Regions from separate parts of the Mus musculus genome. Here region 1 is linked to region 2. A link is a loop called in an ENCODE intact Hi-C map of the cell type or tissue named here. Cell type or tissue: gastrocnemius. All regions are shown on one strand. Region 1 has its middle 120 kb from the start of Gm42260. Region 2 holds the start of Fbxl4 (F-box and leucine-rich repeat protein 4).

The links. Peaks named below come from ENCODE experiments on the same cell type or tissue, not always from the same donor. Only the 100,000 strongest peaks of a DNase experiment are listed, where the experiment ranks them.
Region 1: a loop joins it to region 2, with 2.4 times the contacts of the local background. A loop is called at or near these places in 2 of 42 quality-filtered maps.

What each region holds. Positions count from the first base shown.
Region 1 is chr4:22,137,601-22,142,600 of GRCm38, forward strand. No RefSeq gene overlaps it. Among named protein-coding and RNA genes, the nearest start is that of Gm42260, 120 kb to the left of the region's middle. In gastrocnemius, no CTCF peak of the experiment used is centred here; a DNase peak (open chromatin) is centred at 2,775.
Region 2 is chr4:22,355,625-22,360,624 of GRCm38, forward strand. It overlaps Fbxl4 (F-box and leucine-rich repeat protein 4), which reads left to right and starts at 1,919. Exons shown (of 9, transcript NM_172988.4): 1 at 1,919-2,057. In gastrocnemius, no CTCF peak of the experiment used is centred here; a DNase peak (open chromatin) is centred at 1,976; H3K4me3 peaks cover 2,195 bases; H3K27ac peaks cover 2,950 bases.

The DNA.
Region 1 (5,000 bases), 220 kb before region 2:
TATTTTATGTAAAATGAAATGATACCTGGTTAGCTTTATTTTTAATACTCAACTTTATTATTTTTTTCTGAATTTTATGGATGCTAAGACATATTCCATTTATAAATGTATATTCCCCACTGTTAATCTATGCAAAGTGATTGTTTGAAGCGATTAGAAACTTCCCCTTCTCAGTTCATTCCCGATTCACCTGCTCTTTGCCACACTCATTCCCCACCATGACCAATAAATAGCTTTCCGCAGATCCATTCTTGTAACAAGAAATAGAAATTTAAGTCAATTTTCCAGGTAATTGAAAATGCAAAATCCTCATTCTATCTTGGAAGTAATTGGGGCAAATTATCCGAATACATTAGTTTGTACTTTCCCAAGTTAAGACCCTTTGAGTTCTATAATCTCCAACCCTATTTTCATTTGGTTCCCAGAACTTGTTCATCACCTGCCAAGATAAAATCTAGATTTCTTTTCCTAAAAGAGATTTTGTACTTTGTTTTCTGTATTTGTTTAAGAAGAAAGAAGATTGAGGAGTTTTCCCTCTGAGATTTGAACTTTTAAGAGTTTTCTTTTTCATCCTATCTTTTAGGAAATTATGTTGTATACACACACACACACACAATATGTGTATATATATACATACATACAGACACACACACATACATGCACACATGCATACAGACATTCAGGTAAGTAATTAAAAAATGAATGGTTTTTATTATTTTCAGTTTTTGTGTATAGTATCTTTCTTAGAAAACACATGTTGGTTTGGAGAAGCTGCTGAAAGAACAGGCTTCAATTCCAGCCCAAGTCAGCACTCTTCTCAGAAGCTCTTCCTCCCTCCCTCCCTCCCTCCCTCCCTCCCTCCCTCCCTCCCTCCCTCCCTCCCTCCCCCTCCCTCCCTCCCCTTTTCTCTCTCTCTCTCTCTCTCTCTCTCTCTCTCTCTCTCTGTCCCTCTCTCTGTCTGTCTCTTTCTCTGTGTAAGAATTCCTTTCCATGTTTGGTGAGAGAGCACATTGATTTGAGCTGAAAGCAGAAAAACAAGGATAATGTCCCTGGCATCTACAGGTTGCAGAGAGGACCCCACACTGCCCACAAACCATTAAGTTCAGAGTGCCTGTACTGCGGAAGAAATTATTCACATGTACTACGCACCCCAGGTCCTTGGTATGGTTCTGCCAGGATTATGCATTGTTCTGCATTACTTAAGTTTTCACATGACTTTGCACACCCCCCCCCCCCAGCCCTTGGAGACTTGTTTAATTTCTGAAAGATCCTGTACAACTCCATTTTGAACCACCCTCATGGCCTGGCATGCAGATCTCTCAACATGCAGGATCATAGTTCCGGCTACAGATTTTTCTTCTTTCATAATCCCATTGTTTTATTGCTGTCAACCACTTGATATAGTCTTGTTCTTTGGCTATAATATTAAATCTCTAAGGTCATTTTGAAGCCTTGAGTAGTTTAACATCTCAAGTCTATGGTGCTGCAGCAAACCCTCCCCAAACTATGAATCTAGCCATGGTTCCTCTCAAACCTCTCACACCAGGCCACACAAAGCAGAGAAAAACTGGAGGGAGCTACGCTTCTGAGCAGTTAGCCAAGACTCTCTTGAGTCACTAAGTTACTTGAGAAACAGTTACCAAAGCTATGGATTCTTTCCCTATATATATATTGATATATTTTACACAGATGAACAACATTTTGTGTATTAATACCCTGGAACCCATCTATGAATGTCCATCAACAATCCACGCATTAGATATTGTATTATAAAATGTAAAATGAAATGAACAATCTATATCTTATATACAATGGGTCAGAAAGCTATGACCAGAGAATGATTTATCATCTAAGAGACCTGGCTACCTTAGCTTAATGGACTGAGGGGCAATAGGGACCTACCCAAGCGTTATTGACTTTTTGCTTTATTCACTTACAGCAAAGGAAATGGATATGGTACATTCAGTAGATATACTATAGGATGTAATGTTCTAAACAAAATAATTAGACTTTTGTTGGACAATTTTCTGTTTATGTTGTTCTAAGAAGGATATTGATGGCAGTTTCTATAGCTGTGGCTGATATTTTTGCTCAGTGCTAGACAACATATACATTTGTGCCATGAAACATGGAGGCTCAGAAGAACCGGCATGTAGATATCTAGGATTTATTATTTCAACTATTAATCAATTCATAAAATGTTTATTAAGAATCTCTGAGTATTCAGTCCAGCTGTTGTTGAAGATAAGTGAATATGATCTAGAATAAACTTTGTCTGTATTTTTTTCAAAGAGAAATAATTTCTACATGCACATGAAAAATTGGAGGAACTAGTATGTTGTATTTACATATGTTTATTTTTTCTTTAAGGATGCCAGCAGTCAATTTCTGGATTAGGAAAAAGATGCTCTATGAGAACATGTGGTAAGACTGGAAGCAGGAAGCAATCATGATGGTTTTTAATTCCAGTGCTGTGATGACTGATGACAGGCATCCCCCAGTGTAGAGAACACTGAAAGAAGCTTGTGTTGTAAAGTAGGAGAAGGGAGACTTCATGAGGCCTGGAAAATTACCCTACTGCTCCAATTGCAGGAGAGGCTTCCCATTGTAATAAGCTGTAAGAGGCAAGTCTAGTGAATCAATTATCTCCAGAACCTTACAGGAGCCTCTTCTTTTGTGGACAAAGAAGAGAACAGCAATAAAGGCATGCATGGAACTGACACACCAGCTGCCAATAATATGCCTGCCCGGCTCTGGAAAAGGCTGACTGCAGGTGATAAAGCTGTCAAAGTGTAAAGGACCCTTGCCAAGACTGGCAAAGGAGACACACGGAGTGCCCACACCTCCTGTCCTGCTTTACTTTAAAAAAGAAAAAAAGGCCAATAAAAAAAAAGATCAAAACGTCATCTGTAGATTTTTCTATAGATAGTAAAAATCTAACTAGGAAAGTTCGTGATATTAGAATTGTTTTATTTTATTATTTTTTGAGTCAGCTTCTAACTATGTCACTCAGGTAATTTTGAACCTGTGATCTCCCTATCTCAGCATCCTGAGTGCTGGCATGATAGGTGTATGTCATCGATTCTGCCATGCTGTTGCTAAGAAGATTTTTGCTGATTTTGTTGTCCCTTTCATGTATGGTAAAGCTATAGATGTATAGATAGGATGAAAACAATGGCTTGAAAGTAAAAGTCAGAGATAAAATTATGTTCTGAACTATCCCATGGCATTTCAGTAGCTGCTTACATGATAACCAGCAATTCTGGGAGGTTTGTAAATTAAAAATTATGTCAAAATAAAATGTTTTCCTCCGCTTTAGGAGTTAAACATAAGTGCCACCACCATTAACAACCATCACATTACCATACAACACAACACAGTTTGTTGAGTTGGGTAGAACATTAAGACGTTTATAGAGGAAGAAACCAGATTGGGCTTCTATGATGTAAAGCTGCCCAGAATCATTTATGTATCGTTTCTAAATGGTCATACTTACTCCTATGGTGAACGTTATCTTTCTAAGCCCTGAAGTTAAATTTCTTAGGGTTTCTTTCATTTGAGAGATATAAGTTTTTCATTTAGATTGGAAAACTTGAGTCTCTGTCTCTGTCTCTGTCTGTCTCTGTGGGTGTGGTGCTGGGGACAAATCCTTGAGCCTTGTACATACTAGCTCTGTCATTGAGGCATACTGCTAAAGCTAAAACTGTGACGTTAGCACAGAAATAAGCAGTCAGAGATGAAGTGCGAGTGAGGAACTCACTGGTCAGCATGGGTTTAGGAGTCCGTGATGAGCTCCAGGCTTCTCTGTGATTCCATTGACCTGCTCTGAGGCTCAGACTAGCTGGCAAAGATTGCAATCACTTTCTGTTGCTCTGTCAGAACTTCAGAGACTTGTTACTTATAAAGAAAGGATGTTGGTCTTTGGCTGAGGGTTCCTGAGTCTTAGCAGGTGGAGTGATTTCTTGGCTTCTGGTGAAGGCTGTGTTCTATGTCATACGATGGCAGAAAAGTAGAAACAAAAAGTGCATGTGCAGAAGAGGTGTGTGAAGGACAAGGAGAGGTGAGGCCAGTCTCAGGAAGGTCATGTCATTGCAGTGCATTCTGGTGACAAGTCTATCTCAATCCTTTCACGAAGGGGAGAATCCCCCTTGTCCTTGTCACCTCTTAGAAAGGCCCCTACCTCTCAGTACTGTTAGGTTGTCAATTAAATTTCAACATGAATTGAATACTGAATACTAACAAGTGTAAGAGGTTAAGCAATTGGTTTGAAATTACTTGGTAAATTTGAGAGCACTCAAGAATTCGAGCTAGGCTGCTTCAATTCAGCTTATCAATGGAGTACATTTAACAGCAGACCTTAAATTCATGCATGCTCTTGCCCTTACTGCTTGGGCCAAGATGCAGACTAGCTCTTTACCTTTCCTGCCCTTCTTCCAGAAGTCAGCAAACCAAATCAGAACCACAGTCCACTCTTGTAAACAAACTTTCATGAGAACATGGACATTTGTTTGTGTGTCATTTATGGTAACATAGTTGCCTAGGAACTGTATGACTTTCAAAGACTAAATATTGTCTTACTATTTATAGAAAAATTTTCTTGACTACTGATTTTAGGGGAATGACTACTGATAAGTGAGCCTGGCCAGTGAAATAGAACCTGTGGGCTTCTCTCATTTAACTAGCCCTATTACTTATCCATTTCAGCTTTTATGGGCAGTAATAGCATTTAGCATGTCTCTGACTAGAAGGCCAGAGGGAATGTGAATTGTGGAGATATATAACCAAAAGAAGAAACAGACACCTCTTGGAGGATATGTAAACTCTGCCCATGACTTTTTTTTTTCTAAAATGGCTAGTTTAAAAGCATGTGCTTCTCACTGTGTATTTGATCATATTTATAGATTTCAACTACAACCAGAAACATAAAAGAAATGTGATCAATTTGCTGGCATTCAGCAAATGTCTTCAATCAAATTAGACATTGTGCACTCTTAGATATA
Region 2 (5,000 bases):
TATTTTCTAGCTGGGCTGCCTTATCTGGCTTCAATTGGAGAGGGAGTGATTAGCCTCGCAGAAGTGCCAGGGTTGGGAAATACCTAGAGGGCCTCTACCCTCTCAGAGGAGAAGGGGAGGAAGGGATGGGAGAAGGATTGTGGGAGGGGATAACCAAGAGTGGGGCAATCAGCAGGATGTAAAGTGAATAAGTAAAAAAAAAAAAATTAAATTAAAAAAAATAAATATAGTGAAGAAAGAAGTGTGGAGAGTGAATAAAAGACTAAATGAAGGTCTTTGCTTAAAAACACACACTTCATTTTAGAATGAGTAACTTCTGTAGTTTAAATGGAGTTTGAGTTCTTTATACGCATTAACTGAAGTCTTATCAGAAAATATAAAAGGGTCAGGTTTTTTATTTTTAATAAATTAGCATGATTTAAACACAGATTTTATTTTAGAATAAATATTCAGATTTACAAAAACTCTGTGATGAACAGATTGAGATGACAGACAAGCTGACCTCACAGCTGCCCTTGGTGTTAAAGAGATGGAATGCTCTTCCTGCTGGCCTTGAACTCACTGACATCTGCCTGCCTCTGCCCCCCAATGGCTGGGATTAAAGACATGCTCCACCACACCCAGTTCTAACCCTCTCCTTTTAGAACCTAGCTCACCAGATAGTGTCACAGTTAAGAATGGAAGATGGAAATTGAGTTTGAAGTTTTTGATTAAAATTTCACTTTTGTGTAGATTACACAGCATAGCATAATTGTTTCACTTCATGTGGTGGTCTGGATGAGATACTTTTATATGCTGGGGCCTTTCAATATGTGGTTCCTAGTTGGTCTGTTTGGGGAGGTGGAGGAGGTATGGCTTTGCTGATGGAAGTCAGTCATTGGGCCTGGCTTTGACAGATCAAAGACTTACCTGTTTCGAGTTGGTTCTTTGTACTTCGTTGTTTGCAGTTGGAGATGTGAGCTCTTAGTTGTTTGTGCCACCATACCTGGTGCTTGCTGCAGTGCTCCGGGTATGTAAGTGATTCTTAACCATCTGGAATCCCAAGTCTCATTGTTTTGGCTGTGATGTTTTGTTACAGCGATGGAAAAGAAAGTAACATAAAATTAACAAGTATTCTTTCTATTTTGCTTCTTCAAGAGAAAATTGGAAATCATGAGTGGTTCAGCATATTATTGAGTTTCCCATAAATAGGGCTGGAGAGACAGCTCTTTCAGAGACCCTGTTTGGTTCCCAGAATCCACTTCTGACAGCTCACAAATGCCTGTAATTTCAGCTCCAGGATATCTGATCTCTTCTGCCTTCAATGGCACCTGAACACATGTGTGCGCATGAACAGCACACACACACACACACACACACACACACAGATTAATAAAAAATTAAAATAAATCTTAAAGTTTTTTTTTATTAATGGAAACCTTGTGGAAAGACAGATGTAACGACAACTGAAGAAAGGTTCATTTGAAAAGAAATGGAGACTTAAGGGAGACCCGTGACAGCATCTTCATCACAGGTGGTCAGGTGAATATGCGCCTGCAGGGAAGGTTTGTTTCTGAGGGCTGAAGAATTTGTATATTAATTGGTGGATTGTGCCTGCTGAGAACTTTTACTGCTCTAGAAGTTCTCTTTCTAGTGCTCCTGTGCTGAAGTGCTTTTTTGCATAATACTTGGGTTGAGTCACCAAGTCCGAAGAAGCTCCAGCAGAACTACATTACTTCTGGAGGGCTATCTTTGGCAGGATGAGTAGCGTAAAGGTTCTGCAACCCGCTGCCAGTCCCCGAGCAAACAGGCCATTTCTAAAGCACCACTGGCCTGGCTAATCAGCTCAAACAACCAGGGCAATCCGGCAGCAGCCAGCCCGACCCTGGCCCCGCCCTTCGCCAGGCCCCGCCCCGCCTCCGGCCCCGCCCCGCCTCCCGGCCTCGGTCTTCCTTCCGGGTCGCGCTGGGCCGGGCCCGCCGCCGCGGCAGCAGCACGGGATACTGGGAGCCGTCTCCTGCTGCCCACGCTGCGGGCTTGCGGCGAAGCTCTGTTCGCCCAGTTCCGGACCCTGCAGGGTACGGCGCTTTCTTCCTTCCTCCCTCTTCAAGGTCTCGACGTTCCCCCCTCGGCGTGGGCGGGGCCGGGCGCGCGCCACTCTGGGGAGCGCGGGGCGGAGGCTCTGGGCCCACGCGTGCCTATGGTGCTGCGCCGCTGTGCTGGCGGAGACCGGACGTGGGTGCCGCCGCCTCCTGTCGCGGCTCTCTTGGGCCTGGCACGCTCACGGCGAGCTGCGGACGCTGGGCCTGCAGGCTGCGCAGCCCTGACTTCCCTCTCACGCGGGAAGGTTTCTGTCCAGGCAGGCTCGAGCCAGGAGATGCCAGGCTGCAGCCTTCTTTCCATCGTCTGGGGTGGGCCCAGCCACTTGTCAACTATGTTTGGCGATGGGGTTGGTTCTGCATTTCATCGGCTTCCCAAGTGCTCTTAGTCCCAGAGCTGTCAGCAGTCAGTTCTACTTGTAATCCACAAAGGGTCAGGAAGTTAGCTGGCTGTGGCCCACTGGTCTGCTCTGTTGGGAGCCACCTGCTCCCTCTGCTTCCTGCGCACACTCTGAGGAGATCCTAAGGCAGGCACACTGCTTATCTTGCCCACTCTCTCGTCCTACACGATTAATGAGTACAGGGTCCCTCGCACTCCTCTGTCTTGGAGTAAGTCTTGGGTGGAAGTGAAGTCTCATCTAGTGGCGCTAAGAATTAGACAGTCTTGAGTAGTCATTGAATTCCATTATTTCCAGACTTGCGTACCAATTTGAAAAATTCCTGTCCCACGTTTTGGCTCTTTTGAACCCTATTCCGTCTTTGTTTTCAAAGTCAGAGAGGTCAGGGCCTAAGACCTGGTTGTTTGTGGTCCTGTTGCTGCTGTCTTACAGTGTTGTTTACAGCTGATGTTTTGCTTTCAAATATGGTCGTCGAATCTTTACCAAGCCACTGCCCAGTCTTCTCAGCTTGGAAGCGTTACTATTTGCCGTCTTCGCTGTTCTAAGTTTGGAGTCCTCTTGGGTCTTTCATAATATGGATTGTGACTAACCCCCACCCCCCTCCGTGCACGTGCCCCATGGTTTGTTGTCTTACTCAACTTTGGTGTGAGATAAATAATGCTGTGCCTTCTTGGTTATTACTGGCCAATGACTTCATCCCAATTTGTCGAGTTCTGTTCTTTTTCTTCCTGTCAAGTGCTGGTATATGGTGAACACTTGGCGCCCGTGTATTCTTGAGACCTTCTGAACTGCTAGCAGTGACCTACTTCCTGTGGTAATGCCATGCTGCTCTTGTTTCTCCAGCTTTACAGTGTGTGGCGATTCAAACCTTGTCTGACATATCATGAACATCAGTGGATATTTTTGTAATGAACATTTAGTTGAGGGCAGGTTGGATTCCTTTTGTGTTTGAGTGTTGAGGTAGAGCTCTCAATGTAGCCTTGGCTGGGCTCTCTTAGAGGTCTTGTTGGCCCTGGCCCCTGAGAGATGGGGCTAAAGGTATGAAGAACTGCACTGAGTTGAATTCCCTTGTGTCTCGCCCCTCCCTCTAAAATGCCTTGCCAGTTTTTGAAATTTGTAAATTTGCCTTTCCTTTGGTCAGGTGAATTAATGGCCAAATTCTTAAATAAGCTGTCTTTTTGCTCACCCCGTTTACCCTGTCGAGTTGTTCCACATAGAAACTGATTCCCAGTCGCACGTCTGTTGACTTGGGATCTTCTCTTCGTGTGTGCAGTGTCCTGTTGGCCGTTATCAGTGATAACATAACAACATTCTATACCTGCTTTCAGCCCAGGCAAGCTCAATGCTCAAGCTCTCAGATATCCCTTTGAGTTTCACCATTCCAACAAGGTATCACAAACAGAATCAAATTCCTGTGCTGATGTAGTAGATGTGTAAATAATAATCACTGCTTAGTACTTTGCTCTTTCCAGATAGAAATGTGTATACGTGTGTTTCATATAGTGTGTGGTATAGCTTTCTGCAGCTTCTACTTAGTAGTCATCACTGGTGAATGTGTCTTTACATAGATGCACATGCCATCTTACCTTTCAAAGGCTTTTTTGGCTCATTATTTTAGGAGCAACCTAATACTGAGCCAATTCTCTCTTAGTATTTAGAACACTACACATTTATTTCTATTGTATGTGAAATTACTAGGCCATTTCTGCATGTGAATAGCTGTTTCTTATTTCTTATGTCTCTTTGCTTGGTGTCAGTTAGTCTTAGTTTGAAGATATTAAGTGGAAAATTCCAAGGGTAAATAGTTTGTAAGTTTTTAAATCCTGTGCTATTCTGAGTAGTGTGATGAAAGTGCATCCCTTCCTGATCTGTGAACTCTATCTTTTTCTACTCCAGCTACATATGTCCATGTATACGTATGTCTAGTCCATATGCCCATTACATAGTAAGTAACAGACCTGGCTGTCAGATCAACTGTGTTCAAGCAACTTTTTTTTTTTTTAATTTAATGTTGCCAAATTTGGATCAAGAGTACTGACTTCAGAAGTCCAAGCACGCCAAAGAGAAGCCAGCCATTAAGTACTTCCCTTATGAGTACGTATGTATGTATGGGAGTGCATATGTCTAGAAAGAATCATAATCTACCTAGCATTCTCTGCTCTCCATGGACCACAGTGGGATTTCAAAACATCTCCTGGTGATTGAGGGCCATTATTGTATATATTTGCATATTTGTTTCTTTTCTTGGTGCAAATGATTACATTGTTGGGTGAAAGGGTTTATGACTTTTAAATTTTCAGAGATTCTTCCACAGTACCCTTTAATACAGCTGCTGATACGGAGACTAGGGAGGTGGGTGGGTGCTTAAGACTCTTTGTTGCTTTTGTAGGAGACCTGAGTTTGGGTCCCAGCACTCACAGCTACCTGTATCTCCAGTTCCATGAGATCCAGTGCCCTCCTCTAACCTCTGTAGACACCAGACAAGCACATGGGACACATACATACATGCAGTCAAAATACTCAT